3 separate regions of the Mus musculus genome follow, and regions 1 and 2 are each linked to region 3. The links are chromatin loops, found by intact Hi-C in ENCODE. Cell type or tissue: heart. All regions are shown on one strand.

Evidence for each region. Hi-C counts contacts between places; a loop is a spot of excess contacts. Peaks named below come from ENCODE experiments on the same cell type or tissue, not always from the same donor. Only the 100,000 strongest peaks of a DNase experiment are listed, where the experiment ranks them.
Region 1: it touches region 3 in a loop (7-fold over the local background); 30 of 42 quality-filtered maps call a loop at or near these places.
Region 2: it touches region 3 in a loop (2.4-fold over the local background); 4 of 42 quality-filtered maps call a loop at or near these places.

What each region holds. Positions count from the first base shown.
Region 1 is chr10:20,072,307-20,074,806 of GRCm38, forward strand. The region is part of intron 11 of Map3k5 (mitogen-activated protein kinase kinase kinase 5); the gene reads left to right. Among named protein-coding and RNA genes, the nearest start is that of Map7, 97 kb to the right of the region's middle. In heart, a CTCF peak has its summit at 1,117; a DNase peak (open chromatin) is centred at 1,135.
Region 2 is chr10:20,057,531-20,060,030 of GRCm38, forward strand. Map3k5 (mitogen-activated protein kinase kinase kinase 5) reads left to right here. Exons shown (of 30, transcript NM_008580.4): 10 at 1,407-1,560. Among named protein-coding and RNA genes, the nearest start is that of Map7, 110 kb to the right of the region's middle. In heart, no CTCF peak of the experiment used is centred here; DNase peaks (open chromatin) are centred at 701 and 1,511.
Region 3 is chr10:19,933,202-19,935,701 of GRCm38, forward strand. Map3k5 (mitogen-activated protein kinase kinase kinase 5) reads left to right here and starts at 1,325. Exons shown (of 30, transcript NM_008580.4): 1 at 1,325-1,873. The coding sequence starts at 1,405. In heart, CTCF peaks have their summits at 1,001 and 1,689; a DNase peak (open chromatin) is centred at 870; H3K4me3 peaks cover 2,500 bases; H3K27ac peaks cover 2,415 bases.

The sequences.
Region 1 (2,500 bases), 140 kb after region 3:
GATCCATTGGAACTGGAATTATAGATGTCCGTGAGACATCCTGTAGGTGCAGGGAATGAGCCTGGCCTCTCTGTGGGTGCTCTAACTCCTAAGCCATCCCTCTGCTTCTCCCACTGTCTCTTGACATATGTGGGCTGCACCTGTGGTATCCCATCCCCTGTAGTGGTCATAGTAAAATAGTCCATGTACAAAAACTTAAGCTTTTGCAAACCAGTGTCCCTCTGGGTTGTAAGTTGGTTCTCTGTAGACATCCATTCAGTCCAAATCTTGAAGACTGCATGAGGCATAGTTAATGAATCCTAGCCCTGTACCTGTTCCCTGTGGGCGTTTGATGTTTCCAGTCAGTACCTGAGGAAAGTCTGCATGTGTATTGTGCAGGCTGCCTGCCCTCTCTTAGCCCAGCTCTTGGCAGTGGCCATGTAGAGTGGTCAAGATAACTGTGTGAAGGATTCTTACCCAGTTCCAGGTGGTCAGTCTTTCCTGCTTATGGTGTGTTTGGCCATAACTCCCAAGTTCAACCAAGAGGGAAACGGTATTTCCTATCCTGAGAAGTTCAGAGACGGGTTCTTTCTGAGGGGGATTTTGTACCCGAGTTCTGAGCTCAGTTCTCTGTAAGTTGTTGGCTGTCTTCTCATGGTCATAAACAGCTACTCCAGGCATTGCCTCATACAGACAGCATCCCAGAAAGGAGAATCCAGCCCAAACCTTCATAACAACAGCCAGCCACCTGTAAGGAACTTGAACTGTTCATGGCCAGTTTAGACTAAATTCCCTGCCCCAGCAGATCCTGAACAACAACAACAACAACAAATCCAAAAGCCCTGTTGTTACTGTTAGCTAGGGAGAAGGGACAAGGGAGGAATGACTGTTAGCTCAGGTAAGCAATAAGGCCTGACAGTATAATTATTAAATTATTACTACCACTTTCACTGCTAACTCCTACTTCTTATTCCTGCCCTTGGCAGGGCGTGGAATTTGGGGTGGATCAGTTCCTAGAAAACAGTGCTTCTTTGCTGGTTCAAACAGGTAACCATGGTGTGGGGTCTGCTGGGGCTAATTAACCTCTCCAGCTCTGCATCTCTGGATCCTGGTACTTACTCTGCAGCTCACCAGTGCCTCCCTGTGGTGAGTCCCTGCTAGCCGTGAAGGTTGGGCCTCCTCCAGTGCAGTGGCTGTAGCTTAGGCTTTGAACTTAAGAGCACTGTAGTGAGATGTGTCCAGGCAAAGCAGCCTTCAGGAAACCAGATACTCAGGAAGTAGTCTGCTCTTTTCCTACCAAACCAGCCTGGTCTATTGAGGAACCCATCCTTGGTTTCTCCCAGTGCCACTTTAGAGCTGTGTGTACCTGCCACCCAGCCTGCTCTGCTCTCATGCCCAGTCCCAGCCCAACCGTGGTCTTGGGCAACAGCTCAGCGGCAGACTGCAGAGGTAAGGGTACACTGTGCGTTTGAGTCACACATAGGTCAGCAGCGAAGTCTGGGTCACACAGTTATGGAGACATTTTGACCTCAGGTTGACAGACAATAGGAGTGAGATTGAGAGCAGAGGCCGAAGGCTGCTGTTTTAATTTGCTGCTGTCTAGTACTTGGTTCCTTTATATGTGGCCTTTCTTTTTCTTAATTTAAATGTATACACACATTTTCATCGGTTTACTGGTTCACATATGTGTGCAAGTACGTGTGCACACATGCATGTATGTATATGTCCAGGTGTACATGCATATGTGTGTATGTGTGAAGGCTGAGGACAGCTTCAGGTGGCATCTTCATGAGTGCTGACTCTTTTGAGACAGGGTCTCTGAATGGCCTTGGATTCACCAGGTAGGGCAGAATGATTGACTTCCTGCCTCTGGCCCACTCAGGGATTGCATGGGGCCTGCCACTCCCTGGCATTTTTACATGGGTTCTAAGGAATCAAACTCGGGGCTGTGTTTGCAGGTGAGTGCTTTAGTGACCTAGTCATCGCCTCAGCTCCCCACTAGGCCTTTCTGCATTGCCCTCCCTCCCTGGACCTCACAACAGAATCTGCTAAAATCCCAGTAAGGTGCACTAAACACTGGTTTTTGAATAGTTTGCATCAAACTTGAGAGGGCCTATCCACACTCCTGGTTGGATGGCCCTAGGAAAGATATAGGAGTTGTGGATAGAGATTGTAGGTTTTTGGGTTGCTTTTGCCAAGAGAAGAGTTCTAGACCACCTCAAAGCTGCAAAGCTCAGCTTCTGTTTCATTAGCCAGGACGAGGCCACAACCTCAGAGCAGTGGGGAAGGGGCTCTTTTCATGGTTGTTTTACATATCATACTATTAATTGCATGCTGTGGTCAAACATTTGATGATTTTTCAATGTCTGTTATAACTTTTACAGAGGGTAAAAAAATAATTAAGAAAATAATTAGGGTAGTTTCGCTGTTATTGAAGGAAGAGATCAAGCAGGAGAGACTTCTAAAGACTCCCAGGCAGGCTCTGGCATGGGTGTTAGTTGGTGATGGCGTGGGTGACAGT
Region 2 (2,500 bases), 120 kb after region 3:
CATTCTCAGCCTTCCCAGACGTTGCTTTGCTCTGGGGTCCGTGCTGCTCAGTGAGCAGCGAGTGGTTTTAAATGCTCGCATTCAACACTTGCCTACAGATGCCCCATGCAGCCTCGTTGTTCATCCGCCCAGGGAAATGCTCACACATCACTTCTTAGCTCAGATGCTGACTTCAGACTTCCATGCTGAGCACCCCCTAACCCCCCACTCTACCACTGCCACCGAGACAGGGTTTCTCTGTGTAGCCCTGGCAGTCCTGGAACTCACTTTGTAGACCAGGCTGGCCTCGAACTCAGAAATCCTCCTGCCTCTGCCTCCTGAGTGCTGGGATTAAAGGCATGCACCACCATGCCTGGCTACCACCTACTTTCTTGTTTCTGGTGTTCTTCGGCATGCCTCTGACGATGATGTCTTTCCTTACTGGTTTTGATATCATCCCCACTGGTTTTATTCATGTGTCATTACACCTTTTCATATGTGACTCCATGGCACCATGTGCAACTTGAGGACGGGGCTGTGCTTTCGTCTCACGTGTGTCCACACTTGGCTTTGAGTAAATGACATGAGCTACATTCAGCCATGCGTGCTTAACAACTTTCGACACTAATGATGGCAGACGTGGAGACTGAAGTGTGCATACAGAGACCTCTGGCTTTAGGTACCCTGGCATCTGTTAACAAGAAGGCAGACACCGTTCTACACCATCCCGAAGCAGACGCACAATAACACATGTTACATAATGCCAACTTCCATGTCTGTGGCCAGCAAACTGCTTACATAGCCACCGCCTTGCATAATTATCCTCTTCCTCATTTTTCTTAACTTTTTCTTTTGGAACACCATCTGTCTTCTTTGGTTTGAGGACATTTGTTTAATACTTAATAAGCTCAGTGGTTCAGAGGAAAATAATCTCTCCTGAAGATGTATTTCAGAGAGTCTCCTTGAAGAGGCATATTTAAAAATAAGTGTGTTCACCTTGTCTTTCAATTGAATGTAGGCATTTAAAACTTGTGTGTTCCGAGTAGTCTTACGTGGGCACACACACACTTTGTAAGAGTTGTTGGGGATGTAGCTCAGTGTTGAGGTATTTACCTAGCATGCACAAGGCCTGGCTTTGATCCCCTAACATGTCAAATAAACACGCTTTAGAGAGATGTTGGGCCTCAGGTCCACGTTACTTAAGCTTTCTAAACCTGAGTTTGCTCATGTTTCTAAAGCCTACTTGGTTGAATTTTTGTGAAAGTCCCCGTTTTGCAGCATAAAGTAAAGTATGTTTAGTAAATACGGAGGCCCAGTGATAAGTGCAAGTGTACTTAGAGAATGAAAACACACGTGTGGGATAAACACGGGGCTGAGGGGAGCAGGTGACCCTAAATCCGTGCTGTCTTCTGTGCTTGAATTCTCAGGTACCTCAAGTCTATCGTGGAGACCATTCTGATATATAAACACTTTGTGAAACTGACCACAGAGCAGCCCTCGGCTAAGCAGGAACTCGTGGACTTCTGGATGGATTTCCTGGTCGAGGCCACAAAAACAGATGTTACTGTTGTCAGGTTCCCAGTGAGTACTTTCGTGTGCATCTGAGTTCAGTTATCTGTTGCTTCCTGTTTTTAAGACGAATTTGGCAGTGTGATTTGACAGTCAAGATGTGGGGGACTTTCAGACCCTAGGTCCTAGCATGTACAACTGTCACTCGCTGCACATAATTCTTTTCTACAGATTGATTTTTTTGGCTTACTTATTATTTTTTAGTGCTTTATTATTGCTATGTATTTTGAGACAGGGTCTGGTTAAGTAGCCCAGGCTGGTCTTGAACTCCTGCTTCAGCCTAAGTGCTGGGATTACAGGCACATCCACCATGCCTAGTTTTGTTGACTTATCTACAAGGATCCTCCAACCCAGAGAAATGGGATACGTCTTGGGGCCAGGATTGGAGTTGCTCCTCATTGAGTGTCCTGAGGCACACTTCGAAAGCAGTAAAGAGATCATGCTTTGGTTAGGTCAAGGCAGCTCGTGAGATTGATGTCCTCCTTGGATGCTGTACTTTTGTTACTTTGTCTTAAGAATTATCAGCATTGCTATGACCAAGCTATCGGCTCACTTGTTTTGCAATTCTGTCTTAACCACTCTAAGCCAGGGGGGCTCAAAGTTGCCCTGTGGTCACATATACACCTGTGTAGCAATCACTTCCTGTGCTTGACTCTAGAAAATGGTGACTTGCAGGTTGGTCTTCAATCAGTGTGACTGGTTTCTAGCAGATGTATGTGTTTGTGTGTGTGCACATAAACACACAGGCATAGGCATAGACATACATATATATGCAAAAGATATATGTCTCTGTGTGTGTGTCTCTCTATATATACATAATATACTTATATACACACACATATATATATACTTACACATTGTGTACACACATCCATGTGTATGTGTGTGTGTGTATGCGTGGATACACAGAATAGACATAGACAAATATGTATGTGTATATATGCATACACAT
Region 3 (2,500 bases):
TCTGGGAGAGTTCTCTGGGAATTTACACATCTGGTTTTGCTTCCCAAAATAAGCGGGAGCTTTTTGATCACACTAAAGCAATCAAGCCTTTTCATTTGTGTATGGTTCAGTTTTAAAAAATGAAATAAGTTAACTTCTCTCTTTCAACTCTGAATGATAATTTTCCCATGCATTTTCTATCTTAGGTATCTGGCATTTTGAGGAAGGGGTGACTTTAAGATGATATATGAGAGTATTAAGTCATTCGGCAATGGAGCCAATCAATTACTCATTAACGATAACAGCGTAAGCAACTGGAAATTTTACAATGAAAAGTACCAGCGGCTGCCACGATAAATTTAGCCGACCACTTCTAAATTTAGCGCCCCTGTCACTTATAAACCACTTTCCATTTGAGGCCTGGGCTGTAGGGCGCTTGTTGGATCCTCCCGCCTCTCGGCACGCGTGTTGCCACGGTGCATCCAGCGCCACGCGCTGCCCACGAGCGGACCAGAACGAGCGAGGCGCGGTGGCTGCGCCCAGCGCTGCAAACGCCTGGCGGGCTGACCGGGACAGTGCGGGTTAGAGACTCTTCTTTTGCGCCGTCCCGCAGCGAGGCGCGCACAGGGTTTCAGCCCTCTTTCCCAGTTCTCTGAGGTCCCGGAGCAGTGGGTTCGGTCCAGGCTGCAGCTTCCCAGCAGCGCCCTCCTCAGGGGCGGGCCCTGGCTCTCTGTGCTGCAACGAGTGGGCGGCCACAGGCGGGTAGCCGAGAGGACGGGCGGCTGCGAGACGGTCGCTGGGACTCGGAGGGCGCGGCGAACCGGTGAAAGAGGAAGGGAAGGAAGGAAGGAGGAGGTGGTGGTGGAGGAGACGGAGTCGGTGCAAGGGAGCTGTTGCGGAGCAGAGAGGCGGATCCTTTCGGGAGCGGCCACGGAGGTTCCGGGACGCGGCTCGGGGTAGCCCGCCCACCGCGCGTAAGGTGTTCTCCAGGTAGCGCCGGCACCCAGAGGGCGCCCTCGCCCGGCCCGCGCTCGGCAGGCGACAGCTCGCGGCTCCCCGAGCGCGGCGCCCTTGAGCCGGGCTGCGCAGGTTGGCCGCCGACTCGTCCGCCCGCCAAGAGGAGGAAGCTCTGTCCCTTCCCGCTCGCCGCGGCCGGCGTCCCCACCCCGTGGACTCTCCACCCTGCAGCGGGCGAGCGGCGTGGCCACGGAGGCGCCGAGGAGGGGCGAGCCGCCGCCGGGCAGCGGCGTGGCCCCGGGGGACAGGGCGCCCGAGCGGAGGCGGCGGCGGGGCGGTGAAGGCGCGGCGCGCGATGGCAGCTGCCTAGCCCGGCGCGCGCGGAGCAGCCCGGAGCTGTGGCTAGCCAGACGGTGCGTCTGGGCTGGGGACTCCGGGGTCGCCGCCGTGGCAGCCCGGCAGGCAGAGATGGGCACCGAAGCCGGCGAGGGCATCACTTTCTCCGTGCCGCCCTTTGCGTCCGTGGGCTTTTGCACCATCCCGGAGGGCGGCAGCTGCCGGAGGGGAGGAGGAGCGGCGACGGCGGCGGAGGGAGAGCCGAGCCTGCAGCCCTTGCTTGTGCCGCCGCCGCCGCCACCGCCGGGCAGTTTCTGGAACGTGGAGAGCGCGGCGGCTCCCGGCACCAGCTGCCCTACCACCGCCCCCGGGAGCAGCGCCACCCGAGGCCGGGGCAACTCTGGCAGCGGGGGCGGCCGGCGTACCACCGTGGCTTATGTGATCAATGAGGCGAGCCAGGGGCAGCTGGTGGTGGCGGAGAGCGAGGCCCTGCAGAGCCTGCGGGAGGCGTGCGAGGCGGTGGGCGCCACCCTGGAGACCCTGCATTTCGGGAAGCTGGACTTCGGGGAAACCGCCGTGCTGGACCGTTTTTACAACGCAGGTGAGTGGCAGCTCGGCTCGTTGCTTTGCCCAGCCGGTTTCTCCTGGCTGTCTTGGTTGGGGGGGGGGGGGGATTTTTGTTTTGTTTTGTTTTTCGTGGGCGGGAAGCAAGCTTCCTATTTACATCACGCCTCACCTTGAGAGCGGCAAGAGTGGTTGCAGGACTATTCAGGCCGGCCGCTCCTAGTTGAGGGTGTGCTGGTGCAAGTGACTGTATTTGTGCGGGAGATCCTCCGCTGATTTATTCATTATCCGGCAGCGAAGACCCTGGGTCCAAGTACAAGGCTCGGAAAAACACTTCCTCCCACCATTGCGAATAATTGCTTCAATCACTTCTCTTCAGTTAGGAGGTGGGTAGGTTTTGCTTTTGCAAACACACACCTGTGGCCCACTGAAGTGATGTTCTGTTCTCTGTGCAGTCTTGGGAGTACAGAAATGCCCTTATGCTAAGCAGCCAGCTGTGTGCAGAGTTTCGTTTGAGTTTTCAAAGCGCGGCCTGACCTTCCCCAACTCATTTCACCTTCGAGTTTTGGTGGCTTCAATTTCCCATTCTCTTACTACTTTGAACGGTCAAATAACTATATGTTGGAGTAAAAGCACCGTGAAACACACCAAATGTGTGTGATCT